Linked DNA regions of Homo sapiens: all the other regions are linked to region 3. Evidence: chromatin contacts called from ENCODE Hi-C data. All regions are on one chromosome and are shown on one strand. Each heading gives the region's core, a stretch centred on a gene start or an enhancer-like site at or near the end of the contact. The rest is flanking DNA. Distances are from core to core; before and after follow the strand shown. Region 1 holds the start of B4GALT1-AS1 (B4GALT1 antisense RNA 1). Region 2 overlaps MTAP (methylthioadenosine phosphorylase). Region 3 holds the start of PLAA (phospholipase A2 activating protein).

Evidence for each region. Hi-C counts contacts between places; a loop is a spot of excess contacts on that map. Pooled maps may share reads with other maps.
Region 1: a pooled map shows a loop between it and region 3 (7-fold over the local background). The contact joins the promoter of B4GALT1-AS1 here to the promoter of PLAA in region 3. A Hi-C loop is called at or near these places in 7 of 50 pooled maps.
Region 2: a loop to region 3 is called in a map with no recorded cell type, with 4 times the contacts of the local background. The contact joins the enhancer-like site here to the promoter of PLAA in region 3. A Hi-C loop is called at or near these places in 2 of 37 single-sample maps with no recorded cell type and 2 of 50 pooled maps.

The regions. Positions count from the first base shown.
Region 1 is chr9:33,165,245-33,169,823 of GRCh38, reverse strand. It overlaps B4GALT1-AS1 (B4GALT1 antisense RNA 1), which reads right to left and starts at 2,876. Exons shown (of 3, transcript NR_108110.1): 1 at 2,778-2,876. It overlaps B4GALT1 (beta-1,4-galactosyltransferase 1), which reads left to right and starts at 2,488. Exons shown (of 6, transcript NM_001497.4): 1 at 2,488-3,066. The coding sequence starts at 2,655. RefSeq lists enhancers at 1,905-1,984, 1,507-2,071, 2,055-2,154, 2,072-2,637 and silencers at 2,305-2,704, 2,463-2,736.
Region 2 is chr9:21,830,946-21,835,236 of GRCh38, reverse strand. All of the region lies in intron 4 of MTAP (methylthioadenosine phosphorylase), which reads right to left. Among named protein-coding and RNA genes, the nearest start is that of MTAP, 30 kb to the right of the region's middle. RefSeq lists enhancers at 1,540-1,679, 1,929-3,128, 2,996-3,305. Within about 2 kb of position 3,021, at least 8 of the 41 ENCODE cell types and tissues checked have a DNase peak (open chromatin) inside an H3K27ac peak, as active enhancers do.
Region 3 is chr9:26,945,242-26,950,128 of GRCh38, reverse strand. It overlaps PLAA (phospholipase A2 activating protein), which reads left to right and starts at 2,887. Exons shown (of 14, transcript NM_001031689.3): 1 at 2,887-3,232. The coding sequence starts at 3,084. It also overlaps a transcript of IFT74 not described here. RefSeq lists enhancers at 2,564-2,873, 2,463-3,136, 3,134-3,393, 3,137-3,812.

The DNA of each region.
Region 1 (4,579 bases), core at 1,627-4,126, 6.2 Mb before region 3:
TAAGGCCGGGCGCGGTGGCTCACGCCTGTAATCCCAGCACTTTGGGAGGCCGAGGCGGGCGGATCACCTGAGGTCAGGAGTTTGAAACCAGCCTGGCCAACATGGTGAAATCCGTCTCTACTAAAAACACAAAAAATTAGCCCGGCGTGATGGCAGGCACCTGTAATCCCAGCTACTCAAGAGGCTGAGGCAGGAGAATCGCTTGAACCCGGGAGGCAGAGGTTGCAGTGAGGTGAGATTGCACCATTGCACTCCAACCTGGGGGACAAAAGCAAGACTTTGTCTCAAAAAAAAAAAAAAAAAAATTCAAGCAGTTTAAGCAGATTTGGGCAGGAGGCCATTCTGCATAAGGTAGTCTGAAAAGGTCTCTGTCATAAGGTGACATTTAAGAGACCTGAATTGAATGAAATATTGGGGACAAGTGTTTCAGGCTAAATGAACAGCAAGTACAAAGGCCCTGAGGCAGGAAGAAATATGGCAAGTTCAAGGAATAGCTATCAGGCTAGTGTGGCTAAGGCAGGTCCAGCATGGTAGAGTGACAGATGTGGGTGGGGAGGGAAATAGGAACCAGATTGAACAGGGTTTCTGTGGATTTGGTTCTGAACAAAATGGCATGATCTGATTTATGCTTACAAAGATTTCCTGGATGCTCTGTGGAAAACAGACTAGGGAGGAGGAATGGAGGAGGTGGAAGCAGGGTGACCAATTAGTAGCTGCCATATAACCCAGGGCAAGATGATGGTGGCTTGATCGAGGATGGTTACATCAGAGTTGGCTGGTGGTGAATTTTGATGTTTTGAAGGTAGCACTGACAAAGCTGGCTGAGGGCTTGCAAATGGCATTGAGAGCAAGAGAAGCACATCAAGGACACCTTTTAGATTCTGGGGAACTGAATAAACAATAGTATCACTCTCTGAGGGAGGTAAGAACGGGAGTGGTGTGTAAGGAGTAGGTTGCTGAGGGCAAGATGTATTGTGTTTGAGATGCCAGTAAAATAAGCAGTTGAATCTGGAGGTCAGGGAAGAGATCTGGGCTGGAGACAAATCAGTGATCAGCATTTGGATATTATAAATCATTCCGAGGCAGTAAGTGTAGACACAAAAGAACATCATGGACTATGGCTGGGGCCTTCAGCAACTGGGGAAGAAGTCCAGAGAGGAGACAGAAATGGCCAGTGAAGTGAGGAAGATCAGAAGGACCTGGTGTCCAGGAAGTCAAGTGAGGAAAGTTGATTCTGTATGATCACAACCAAAGTGTCAACTCATAAGCCTTATTTTCTCATCTGTGAAATGGACACCGTAACACCACCTACTTCATGGCAGATAGTACTGGCACACAGCAAACTCTCAAAATAAGGTAGCTACTGTTATTCCCTGATGGTTGGCTGCCAGAGCCCTCAACTTCCCTATCCACATTACTGACAGCACCTCCATGAGTCTTTCTCTGGGGTGAGGTGTCTCTGCTCACTCAGGGCCTGAGGCCTCTGGGTCAAATCGAGGTCAAGTGGCTTCAGTGCCTAAGTCTCTCACCCACACAGCCTTCAGCCCTTACTTGCAAATCAACAAAGGGTAAACCTGTAGAAAACATGGGTTTCGGAGCCAGAATTCTGCCTCTTGCCAGCTGTGGGCTCTTAGGAAAGTTTCTTAATCTGCCGGGGCCCCACTCTACGACATGGGGAGAACTGCTACTTCATGGGACAGTGGGTAGCCCAGTGTAGACTGTAACGCCGGCTGATCTCCTGCACGCTGGCCTGGGAGTTAGAGGCTTCTTGCTGCTCTCCTCTTCAAAGTATACAGGACTCCCGCCACACACACATCTGGAACCAAGCTGGTCTGAGAGCCCCTTATAGCCCAGGCTACCTGATGGGGAGGCACAGAAGTGGCAACCCGTCCACTTTCTTTGCCGCAGGACCCCCCGTTAAGCAGCGGGGTCCAGCCGGGCTGAGTTAGGGAGGGGGTTTCGAACGTGCCACTCCTCGCCCGGCGTCGAAGCCCGTTTCCTGGGTAACCTTTTTCTGCCTCTCTTCCTAGCCCACCAAGGCCCACTGGCCAGAACGCCGCCGCGGCCCCAAACCACTCCAGATAACCACCCGCCAGCTGTCCTCTCCGTTCTCTCCGCCGCCGCGCTGCAGGCCCAGGCTCGCACCCGAGTCCCTTCGCACCCCAGGAAGTGGCGCGGCCTGTCGAGGGCAGCGTGGAGGAGGAAGAGGAGGCGCGGCTCAACGCGACCGAAGCTCCGCCGCAAAGGCTCGGGAGGAAGAGGGCGGTGCGCGGCCAAGCGTCGGAGCTGCAGTCATACTCCGGGGACCCCACGACGGCGCCCCGCCCGCTGCCCACCCTCCCGAGGCCCCGCCCAGCGCGCCCATCCCGCCACGGGCTGCCCCGCCTTCCCGCCCTCGTCCAGAAAACCCCGCGCCCGGCCCCGCCCCCGCCTTCGCCGGGGCCCCGCCCCTCCCCTCTCCGCCGGCGCCTCGGGCGGCTTCTCGCCGCTCCCAGGTCTGGCTGGCTGGAGGAGTCTCAGCTCTCAGCCGCTCGCCCGCCCCCGCTCCGGGCCCTCCCCTAGTCGCCGCTGTGGGGCAGCGCCTGGCGGGCGGCCCGCGGGCGGGTCGCCTCCCCTCCTGTAGCCCACACCCTTCTTAAAGCGGCGGCGGGAAGATGAGGCTTCGGGAGCCGCTCCTGAGCGGCAGCGCCGCGATGCCAGGCGCGTCCCTACAGCGGGCCTGCCGCCTGCTCGTGGCCGTCTGCGCTCTGCACCTTGGCGTCACCCTCGTTTACTACCTGGCTGGCCGCGACCTGAGCCGCCTGCCCCAACTGGTCGGAGTCTCCACACCGCTGCAGGGCGGCTCGAACAGTGCCGCCGCCATCGGGCAGTCCTCCGGGGAGCTCCGGACCGGAGGGGCCCGGCCGCCGCCTCCTCTAGGCGCCTCCTCCCAGCCGCGCCCGGGTGGCGACTCCAGCCCAGTCGTGGATTCTGGCCCTGGCCCCGCTAGCAACTTGACCTCGGTCCCAGTGCCCCACACCACCGCACTGTCGCTGCCCGCCTGCCCTGAGGAGTCCCCGCTGCTTGGTAAGGACTCGGGTCGGCGCCAGTCGGAGGATTGGGACCCCCCCGGATTTCCCCGACAGGGTCCCCCAGACATTCCCTCAGGCTGGCTCTTCTACGACAGCCAGCCTCCCTCTTCTGGATCAGAGTTTTAAATCCCAGACAGAGGCTTGGGACTGGATGGGAGAGAAGGTTTGCGAGGTGGGTCCCTGGGGAGTCCTGTTGGAGGCGTGGGGCCGGGACCGCACAGGGAAGTCCCGAGGCCCCTCTAGCCCCAGAACCAGAGAAGGCCTTGGAGACTTCCCTGCTGTGGCCCGAGGCTCAGGAAGTTTTGGAGTTTGGGTCTGCTTAGGGCTTCGAGCAGCCTTGCACTGAGAACTCTGGTAGGGACCTCGAGTAATCCACTCCCTTTTGGGGACTGACGTGAGGCTCCCGGTGGGGAAGGAGACTGACCTCTCGGTTCACGTGTCTTGCCATAGAGCCACTCTCCTGAGTGGGTTTTTCTCCTGATCGTTTGGGCCAAGTGACTTCTCTCTGAACCTCATATTTCTCTTCTGGGATAATAAATGGTCACCCTTTCAAGGGGTTGTTTTGGAAGATATTGTGAACAATGGTAAATAAGGGCTTAATTAATGAGGGTAAGCCCTCAGTAAATTGTCACTGTGTGTTCATTTCTTCCTCTGTGTGGATCGTGACCGAGAGCCCTTCCCCCTAGCCTCCTCCTGGTATGGGTACCCAAAACCTAGGTGAGCAGGGATCTCTCCCAGGGGCAGAGAGCTTGTGTACTCTGGGTGTTAGAGGGCTAAAATATAACCAGTCAACACCACGTTGCCCATTTCTGGTACTTCCGGTAGCAGCCTGAGTCTCAATTATCTTGCCCAGATGATCTGAACTCTGACCTCTAGCCTGTTTCAGCATAGGCAGAGAGCTTGAGTAGGTGAGTTTGCATTCCTCATAGCAGCTGGCTGAGCCTAGTCTGGACTTCTCTTTGACCTGTAACCTACAGGCCCACAGGCCCAAGGCAACCACAGGTTGCTTCCAGGGTTACCACACAGGTGGTTTCTCATTTCTAATGCTAGGTTTTAGATAATTGTTGTAAGTGAGGGGCCCTGGCAGGCAGGATGACATCCTGCCAATAGGAGTTTTCTGTCACTTTCCCACAGAGCCCTGGCTACTACATACTCTTGCTCAATTTCGCCAGTAATTGCGTCAATGTGTTCATATCAAGTTTGGGAAGAACATCTTGGAATTGGTCAGACGTGAACTGTGGTAATAATGGGGGCTTGTTTTTTTAAGCAGATAATTAAATTCCTTTGCATTTGATGATTATTCTGGGAAGCAGACTAGTCCCATAAAATGAAATGGACTCTGCCTTGCTGCTAAGTGTCTGACTTGAGACATGCTATCGAGTTTCTCAAAATCTCTTCCTTGTGTAAAATGTGGTTGTCGATGATTACCTTACAGGGGTTTTTTTAAGACTAAATGAGATCGTGTACATTAAATACAGGCACTCAGGCTGGGCATGGTGGCTCACGCC
Region 2 (4,291 bases), core at 1,772-4,271, 5.1 Mb after region 3:
TATTAGGAGATGGAGCCTTTTGGAGGTGATTAGGCAGATCTCTCATGATTGGGATCAGACCCCTTATAAAAGAGATCCCAGAGAGCTAGGTCGCCCTTCTACCACCATGTAAGGACACAATAAGAAGGTGCTATCTGTGAGAAAGTAGGTTCTCACCAGACACCAAATCTGCTGGCAACTTTTTTTGGACTTCCCAGCCTCCAGGACTGTGAGAAATTTCTGTTGCTTAGAAGCTACCCAGTCTATGGTATTCCGTTGTATCAACCTGAACAGACTAAGACACACATATACACCCTTGCTTAAATATAAAAACAAGGCTGCAAAAACCTCCAGTGGCTACCTCCCAATAGACTGCGATGCAATAACATCTCCATTTTAGATTTCAAATAATGGCCCCTCCGAAGATGTCCACATGCTAACCCTTAGAACCTATGAATATATTACTTTAGATGGCAAAGGGGAACTAAGAGAGCAAATGGAATTAAGGTTGCTAACAAGCTGACTTTAAAATAGAAAGGTTATTCTGGATTAACTAGGTGTGCGGCATGTCTTCACATGAGTCCTCACATGTGGAAGACGGAGGCAGAAGAGTCAATGTCAGCATGATGAGAGGTGAGGACTCCATTGCCATTGCTGGCTCTGAAGATGGATGAGGGCCATATGCCAAGGTGAGTGGCAAAGGCAGGGAAAGGGATTCTACCCTAAGCCTCCAGAAAGGAATGCAGCCGTGCTGACAATTTTTCTAGTTTCAGTGAGACCCACGATACACTCCAAACTTACAGAACTAAAAGATAAGGTCTGCTTCTTCCTCTTGCTTTAACCTTTAAAGCCCTCTAGCTAGGCAAGGGGACTAATTTTTATCTCCCCATAGCTTGGGATCCTACTGGAAAACACGGATTTCAGGGACTGGCTTATCTACTGGCTTTACCACTCACTAGCTGTGTGCCTCTGGGAAAGTCACTCTCGTCTCTCTGCACCTCAGTTATATCAGTTTCCTTAAACGGGAGTAATCCCACTTACCTTATAAAGTCCCCGTGAAAACTGAATGAGACAACATGAAGCAAGTGCTTGGCACTTGTCACTATCATTTATGGAAAATATGCTTCTAAACATTTCTTCTGCCAATCCCAAAGTATGACATATTGATGGGCCTCAAATCAAGGGTATCCAACAAATTGCTTAAGGTTGTCAAGCAGGGATATGTGATAAGAAAAGCTAGTAGACAAATAAAAAAAAACAGCCTATGGAAAAGTAAAGGAGACAAAATGATGTGTGCTGGCAGGAAAAATGAGTTCAAGAGAGTGAAAGGAAGAACACTGGCACTTTCAAAGAGAGGGAGAAAAGCCTAGAAATAGACTGACTGGTAGGTTGTTTCTTGAATCAAGACTCTTACATTGGCTTGAAGATAGCTGTTAGTTAATACGTTTCCTTTGAGGAAATGTGGTGTTGCAAACAAGCTGAGGGCAAACACCCATCCCCTGGCAGAAGCAAACACAATCATCGACCTCTGAGGACATTTCAGAATACGGTCTGTATCCACAACAAGCCCCAACATGCAGAATCGTGAGTCAATTAATTTACTGGCAGAGCAGAATAACGGCTGCTCATAAGGAGGACGGTTTAGGGGAAGTGAATCTACCCATCATTTAAAATATATCCCAAGAATCAAACAGCAGCGTGAATAGGCAGTCATGAGAAAAAATTCTGACAGAAACATCAGACTAAGAAGTGGAACAATTCTGTCTCTATAACCAGAAGGAAGTGAGGCTCACACATGTAATCCCAGCACTTTAGGAGGCCAAGGTGGGTGGAACCCTTGAGTTTAGATGTTCAAGATCAGCCCAGGCAACATAGTGAAACCCTGTCTCTACAAAAACATACAAAAAATTAGCTGGGTATGGTGTCACACCCTTGTAGTCCCAGCTACTTGGGGGGCTGAGGTGGCAAGATCACCTGAGCCTGGGAGGTAAAGGCTGCAGTGAGCTGTGGCGCCACTGTACTCCAGCTTGGGCGAGAGTGAGATCTTGTCTCAAAAAAAAGAGAAGTGAAAACTTATGAATTTGGACCAATATCACTAAGATCCTCCCACTGTTCTGGTATCAAGAGTGCCCCTGAGTGCTTGTGGTGGCATGAAAAAGGAGGAAAACCAATGGATGTTTATATCCCAGTCAAGGAAGGCTGCTCAATAAACAGGTACCATAGTTTCCCCTTATTTTCTATTATATTTCATGAGATCATGCTAAACAATAGCACAAAAATAAAAATCCTCACTCTACATAGGTGGTGACAACAACCTCTTTGGGCCTCAGTTTTCTCACCTTTTGTAAAAGGGAAGGATAAGGTAGATAGAAGATGTCTTCTAGAGCTGTGATAATAAGCAGTGCCAGAAACATAGTAAGGGCCTAAGTTTCTTCAAGTATAAACTGGAATAATGACTGCTGTATGCCGTAAGTGGGATTAACTGATTGTGACACCTAATAGGAACTCAAAAACTGGTAGTGTAGGATTTTTAATAAAAGGATGTATGATGGGAAGTTAATAACACAACTAGGTTATGGAACAGAACGTAAGAATGAACCTCATCCAGGGGAATAGTGGACACCACTTCAAGGACAGCTACAGACAAGAGGATGACAAAGAACAGGGACGCAAGTAACTGGGGAAAGGGAAGGTGAAGGAAGGTGAAGAGTTTATGCTTAAGTTTCTGTCTTCTCTATAAAGGTGGAGGTGACATTCTCAGCTAAAGAGTGAGGGAAATGAGTAAGAAGAAGTAAGAACAGTAAGGGTTAAAAACAGCTTACTATTTTTAGCAATGAGAGAAAGAGCTAAACAAAGGCTTCTTGCGTAACTCTTTACCATAAAACGCTTTCTAGTCATCAAGAGGCAGAAAGAGAATGATCAAATACTTGACATCAGAGCATACTCCCAACCTCAGGGCCCAGACACGGGCCTTTATGCTATGACATAAAGTTCTAGGGGAAGCCCAAGGCAGGGCTGGTCTCTGGGAGAAGGAAACAGACTGACATAACTGATCCCTCAGCACTGTGTTTATAGCGGGACTTTCCTGATGAGTAAGAATGCGTGACAAAAGCAAAGTCGAACCTCTCCCAGTTCTACCAAGAAAATAAGTTGAAGAAATAATCTGAAGAGGGGAGGATACCAGAACTTTTAGGAATCAATTCAACACCCTCATTTAGCAGATGAGGACACTAAGTGACAAAGGAATTTCACGGCACAGCCAGGAAAGAATTCTGGATGTCCTCACTTCTAAGCTGAGATTCTTCCACTGCATTCTTTGAGAAGGCATAACCCAAACACAGGCCTTAGGCACAACAGGCCAATATGTTATTAGCCACATTTTATAGAAACTGTTTAGCACCGGGAATCACACTCTGCTTCCTTTAATATTCAGTTTTTGGTCATATTTTTCTCATTGTAAAAAAAAAAAAAATCAATATCTGCAAAACATTCCTGATAAAGAAGACTATTAAAAAAGAAATCTCATCCTTCTCCTTACTGATATGTTTGCAAGTTTCACCTTGAGATATTTCTGACAGTGATAGCAGTTGAGCAAGTCCTACTCATCTGATCCTTTTCTAAAAAATATGTAGCTGGGTGCAGTGGCTCATGCCTATAATCCCAGCACTTTGGGGAGGCCAAAGCAGGAAGACTGCTTGAGGCCAGGAGTTTGAAACCAGCCTGGGCAACATAGTGAGACCCCATCTCCTTAAAAAAAAAAAATTACCAAGCACAGTGGCAGATTCCTGTAATCCTAGCTACTAGACGGGCTGAGGATTGCTTAAGCCCAGGAGGTAGAGGCTACAGTGAGCTGCGATCAGGCCACTGCACTCTACCCCGGGCAACAGAGAAAGATCCTATCTAAAAAAACAACAAAAAAATACAATGTGGGCATCTTTTCAAATAGTTTATAGATCTAGTTGTTTTTCTTAGATTTGCATAATAAATATGGTGTACTGATTTCCTACAATCATCAGGATTAATGGTAAAGAGAAAGAAGAGCAACTGTAGAAATTGCTGGAATCCCCTGTCCATGTATCTTTAATGGCATGGACAGTTAGTAGTTGGGGGTGAAAGAAAGGCCATATCATCAGTTCTGCCATACATACAAATGAATGTGCAAAGGTATCTAACAAGAACTGGGCTAGAAAATGGAGGGCCCATGTACCACAAGTACAGGAGGAGACAACAAAATGCCTCATGACTTGAATAAAGCAGCTGGCAGGGAAACAGTCTTGCTTTGCTCCAATGGCAAAAATCTCATTAAAAACCA
Region 3 (4,887 bases), core at 1,638-4,137:
ATGTTAGCCAGGATGGTCTCGATCTCCTGACCTTGTGATCCACCTGCCTTGGCCTCCCAAAGTGCTGGGATTACAGGCGTGAGCCACCTCACCCAGCCTAATTAGCTTGCTTTTCTATAGAGCCTCCTGCCCTGGAGTCACGTAACCAGAGGTCACAAGATTTGTAACTTCGCCAAGTACTCCTACAGATAACATCACTATTGTGAAACCTAATTAACTGGTCTTTGAGATATTTTTCAAATTTAGCATTTTGGCAGACCAACAGACACAACCTGGACCTGTGAACCCCACTCCTCAGAAATGACTCAGGTTCACGAAGATAGTTCTGACACACCTGTGATTCATCCCTGACCCAACCAATTAGCATTTCCCATTTCCTAGCCTCCTGCCCACCAACCGATCCTTTAAAAACCTAGTCTCTACATTCTTGGAGGTGGATTTGAGAAATATCTCCCATCCTCCTCGTTGGCTGGCCCTGTGATTATTCATCTTTCCCTGCTGCAACATTTGTAGTTCTCAGTGCATTGGTTTTTTGGAAGGCAGCAGGCAATTACACAGGGAAATGTGAAATTACACATTTCCCTGTGTAAAAGAACACAGGGGCAATTACAGCACGAGGGGAAAACTTTTATAAGGGGTTGGTGGAAGCAAGACTAAGAAAATATACTTACTTGATTGGTTAAAGTGGAAAGTCCTTAGTTAGAGGTTTGTCTGTTTCTGTTAGTTAAGCTTAAGTTTCATTTTACTGTTTACATTGAGTTGGGCTCCAGAGCTGGAACTATCTCAACCTAATGGCCTCCAAATTAACATTTTTTAAACAAGGCAAATTCTTCATGTGTGAAATGGGAATAATACTATCTACCTTGCAGGGTTATTGTGAGAACTAAATGAGAGACTGTGAAAATTGGTAAACTGAATACTATACCAAGTTGAAAAACATTTCCTATTATATAGGAGGCAGTAAATTAGATGGTTAAGATTCATGTAAAATAAAGGTCTTGATAATAATAAAATGTAGTCCGGTAGAAAAGACAGACATAAAAGAACATATTAGAATGCAGTAAATACTATATTGACAACAGACAAAACTGCATTGGTTCCCCAGAGGAACTAGAAAAAAACAGAAGATAAACTGGTGTTGAACTATGACAGATGGAGAAAGTGGAATTCTAAGTTTAAAAAAAAAATGCATGTACAAAGAGCATAGAGACATGGAGAGCATACAGCATAATGTGTTCAGGGAATTGTGACAAATTCGAAATGTCTAGAGTAAGAGAGATAACAGAGGGAGATGAATCTAGTAAAACAGATTAGGGAGATTGTGTGAAAGGCCCTATGTAATGCTGTACTATAAGAATGGAAAGCCGGCCAGGCGTGGTGGCTCACGCTTATAATCCAGCACTTTGGAAGGCAGAGGAGGGCAGATTATGAGGTCAAGAGATTGAGACTATCCTGGCCAACATGGTGAAACTCGTTTCTACTAAAAACACAAAATTTAGCTGGGCATGGTGGCGCGCTCCTGTAGTCCCAGCTACTCGGGAGGCTGAGGCAGGAATCGCTTGAACCCGGGAGGCGAGGGTTGCAGTGAGCCGAGATCGCGCCACTGCACTCAGCCTGGCAGCAGAGCGACACTCCGTCTCAAAAAAAAAAAAAAAAAAAAAAAAAAAAAAAAAAAAAAAATAATGGAAAGCCATCACAGGTTGTCAAACAGAGAAAAAACAATTAAGTGTATATTTCAGAAAGATAATTATATTTTAATGTGTAGGATTGGCTGGAGAGAAGGGGTAGAAAGGCCAGAGAAATGTTGAAATAATTTAAGTAGGACTAATTGGTACAGATTTCTAACAGATAGCTAGAAATACAGATCTAGAGTTTGGAGAAGACAATATGGGAATACAGCTCTAGAAATAAGCCAAGTAGTAAATAATCCACCCAGGGAGGGGATATGATAGCAAAGAAGTATCAAAAGTCAGCATTTCAAGAATGATCTCCCAAACCAGGGGAAAAGTGATTCCAAACCTAGAGTAGGAGTTTTAGGAAGGGAGAAGTCAGAAAAGTGTGAATTGGGCTTAGCAATTTAGAAAGGTTTGTGGAAAAGTGTAGTTGGATGCGAGAGAATAGCGGATGGGAAGAAAACAAAGTAAGGAGACAGGTCATGTTTACCCTGGCACTCAATAAGGTCTGATAATGACTAGCAAGTAGCACCACGGGTGGGTGGGCGGCGGGGTTGTTAAAAATACGTATCTCAGCTCTAACTCAGACCTACTGAATCAGAATCTACATTTTAACAAGCCGCCAGAGAAAAGTAGTTATACCTTTAAAAAATTGACTTGGACCACCGTATTTGCTAAATTTGACAACAGAGAGTAGGAGATTCAGATAACTTGAAACGGAGGAATAGTTCAATGATTAATAGTTCCCAATTTGGCCTCAAGCTTTCTCGTTTTAATTGAAAAACAAGGTTAACTTGCAAAAACCTCGAGATTCTCAGGGAAAAGCAGTGAGGATGACCTAACAGTAGACACCAAACAACCTCACTCAGCCATTCCGCCATGCCCAGCGCGAAAGACTCAGGTTTAAAATATCCGGATTCGGCGCGCCGGATGTCCACGCCAGCTGGCGCGGCATTATGGGAATTGTAGTCCCGGCCCGCTTCCCGATTTACCACAAACTGTTGGGCCCGGAGTCGGAAGAGACCCGGGTTTGGGAAGGACCCCAGGGTCAGGCGTCCTGGTGGAAGGGCGGGCCTCTTTCTCTCTTGCTCAGCAGGGAGTCCAGAGCCCTGGAGGAAAGCCAGCTCAGCTCCGCATCGGCGTCGGCGGTTGGGACGCACACACTCTGCGTCATGGAGGGCTGAGGCCGATGATGAATTCCGGAGTGCCTGTCAGGCTTGCTGTGTCACTCGGCCCGCTCGGCGCGCCCCTTCCCAGCCGCCCTTCCGTACCGGCTCTCGGGCTCTTCCGGTCTCCGGCCGCCCCTTACCTGCAGGCTCTTCTCCCGCCGCGGCCCGGCGCTCTCCGAGTCGCCCCTGCGGACTGGTCTCGCACAGTGCCTGGGCACCGGGCGCCAGACAGACACTGGCCATGACGAGCGGCGCAACCAGGTACCGGCTGAGCTGCTCGCTCCGGGGCCACGAGCTGGACGTACGGGGCCTGGTGTGCTGCGCCTATCCGCCGGGAGCCTTTGTGTCCGTGTCCCGAGACCGCACCACCCGCCTCTGGGCCCCAGACAGGTGAGCGCTGGGAGTCGGGTTGCCCCGGCTGTGTTGCACGCTTCCCGGAGAGTGGAAGGAGAGTGACCCTTCCCTGTCAGTCCTGCCGTCTCTCTCTCCCCCCAGCCTTCCCTCTGCTCTCCGCTCCCTTCCAATTCTCAGACTATTAGAACTCTGTAAGAAACCATCGGGATTTAAGTGGAAAGAGCACAGGGTTGGGGGACCAAAGACCTGCCTTGTTGTGCTAACTTGACCACAGACGAGTCTCCTACCTTTTGGGCCTTCAGTTTTTGGACGATGATCTCCCAAGTTTCTTTTAGACTTGAAAATTTACTGATTGCAGTTGCACCCTCCGAAGTGAGGTAGTTTGAAGGCATCTGAAATGTCCTCTTTTTTTTTTTTTTTCGAAGAAGATGCTCTGTAGTCTTCTGTAAAATTTAATTTTTGAAGACTTTAGTTCTCAAAAATTGCACTGGTGAATCCTCTTTTCGTCCAGGTTAGAATTTTAGTCTGTGGTCTGTGCTGGTCCTGAGGGAGTGAAACCTCTCGGATGTTTTGTTTCTGTGCATGTGCTGTTTCTTGAGGAGAAGCAGCATCCATTGCCTTCAAAGGATTTATCAGAAGGGTTCACGAACCAAAAAAAAAAAGAAGAAAAAGGTTAGGAATCAGTCCTGATCGAGTTCACGGGTTCAGCCCTGATTTGGCTGGTTGTAACAGGATATTTAAGACCTAGAAGACAGATTGCAGTTCAGAGAAAGAAAAATTGAGGTTAGTTATTTTGTTATTTAGTAGGTCTCCCACTGCTAGAGATTTTAGAATTTGAGTCACCATCCATAAATTCAGTTGATAACTGTTGAGTGCCTCCTCTTTGTTTGGGATACTGGAGAGGAATAAAGACAGACAAGTTGCCAGTGTTTCTGGAGCTTTCTTACAGTCTGATGGGGAAGATAGATTAAAAAACAAGCCAATAAATAATTAAAAACTGGCATGTGAAGAAAACATACAGTTAATTAGGTGGAGAGATATATTAAAGGAAGCCTCTCTGAGGAGTTGTTTGTTTAAAGTTGACATTTGAAGCATGAGATGGATGGAGCTGGTCGTGGAAGAGCAAATAGGGAGGATTGAATTGGAAGAGCATTCCAGGCAGCTGGAGGAGCAAACAGGAGGGAATTAGCTGTGAGGTGAGGGCAGGTTTTGAGGCTGGCAAGAGCCAGGTTATGGAGTTTGCAGATGGAAGCCTTCAAATAGTTTCAAGCAGGGAGCAACATGATCTGATTTCCGTGTTGAGAAGTTTCTGCTAGCTGATGGTAGAGAATAGATTGAGAAGGGATAAGTGTAGAAGTGGGTTTGCTTGGAGGCTTTTGAAGTAGTATAATCAACACAAGATGGTCCACTAGGCTAGGGATAGTATAGAGCAAATTCCTGTATTGAATTGAATGAGATGATCTCTAAAGATCTAACTCTAAAATTCTATAATATCCAAAACTACTTAGTAATACTAATATGGAACTTTTTGTTTGAGTACAGTTATTAAGTTTTTGCCTTTAAAATTGAATCCAGTAGAAGCATAAGCCCAGTAGAATATAACCATTGCAGTAAGGAGTATAATCAAGGATGCCTGTTTTAATAATGGAATCCTGTCATTAAACTTTTGGGACTGTACTAGTTTGACAAGG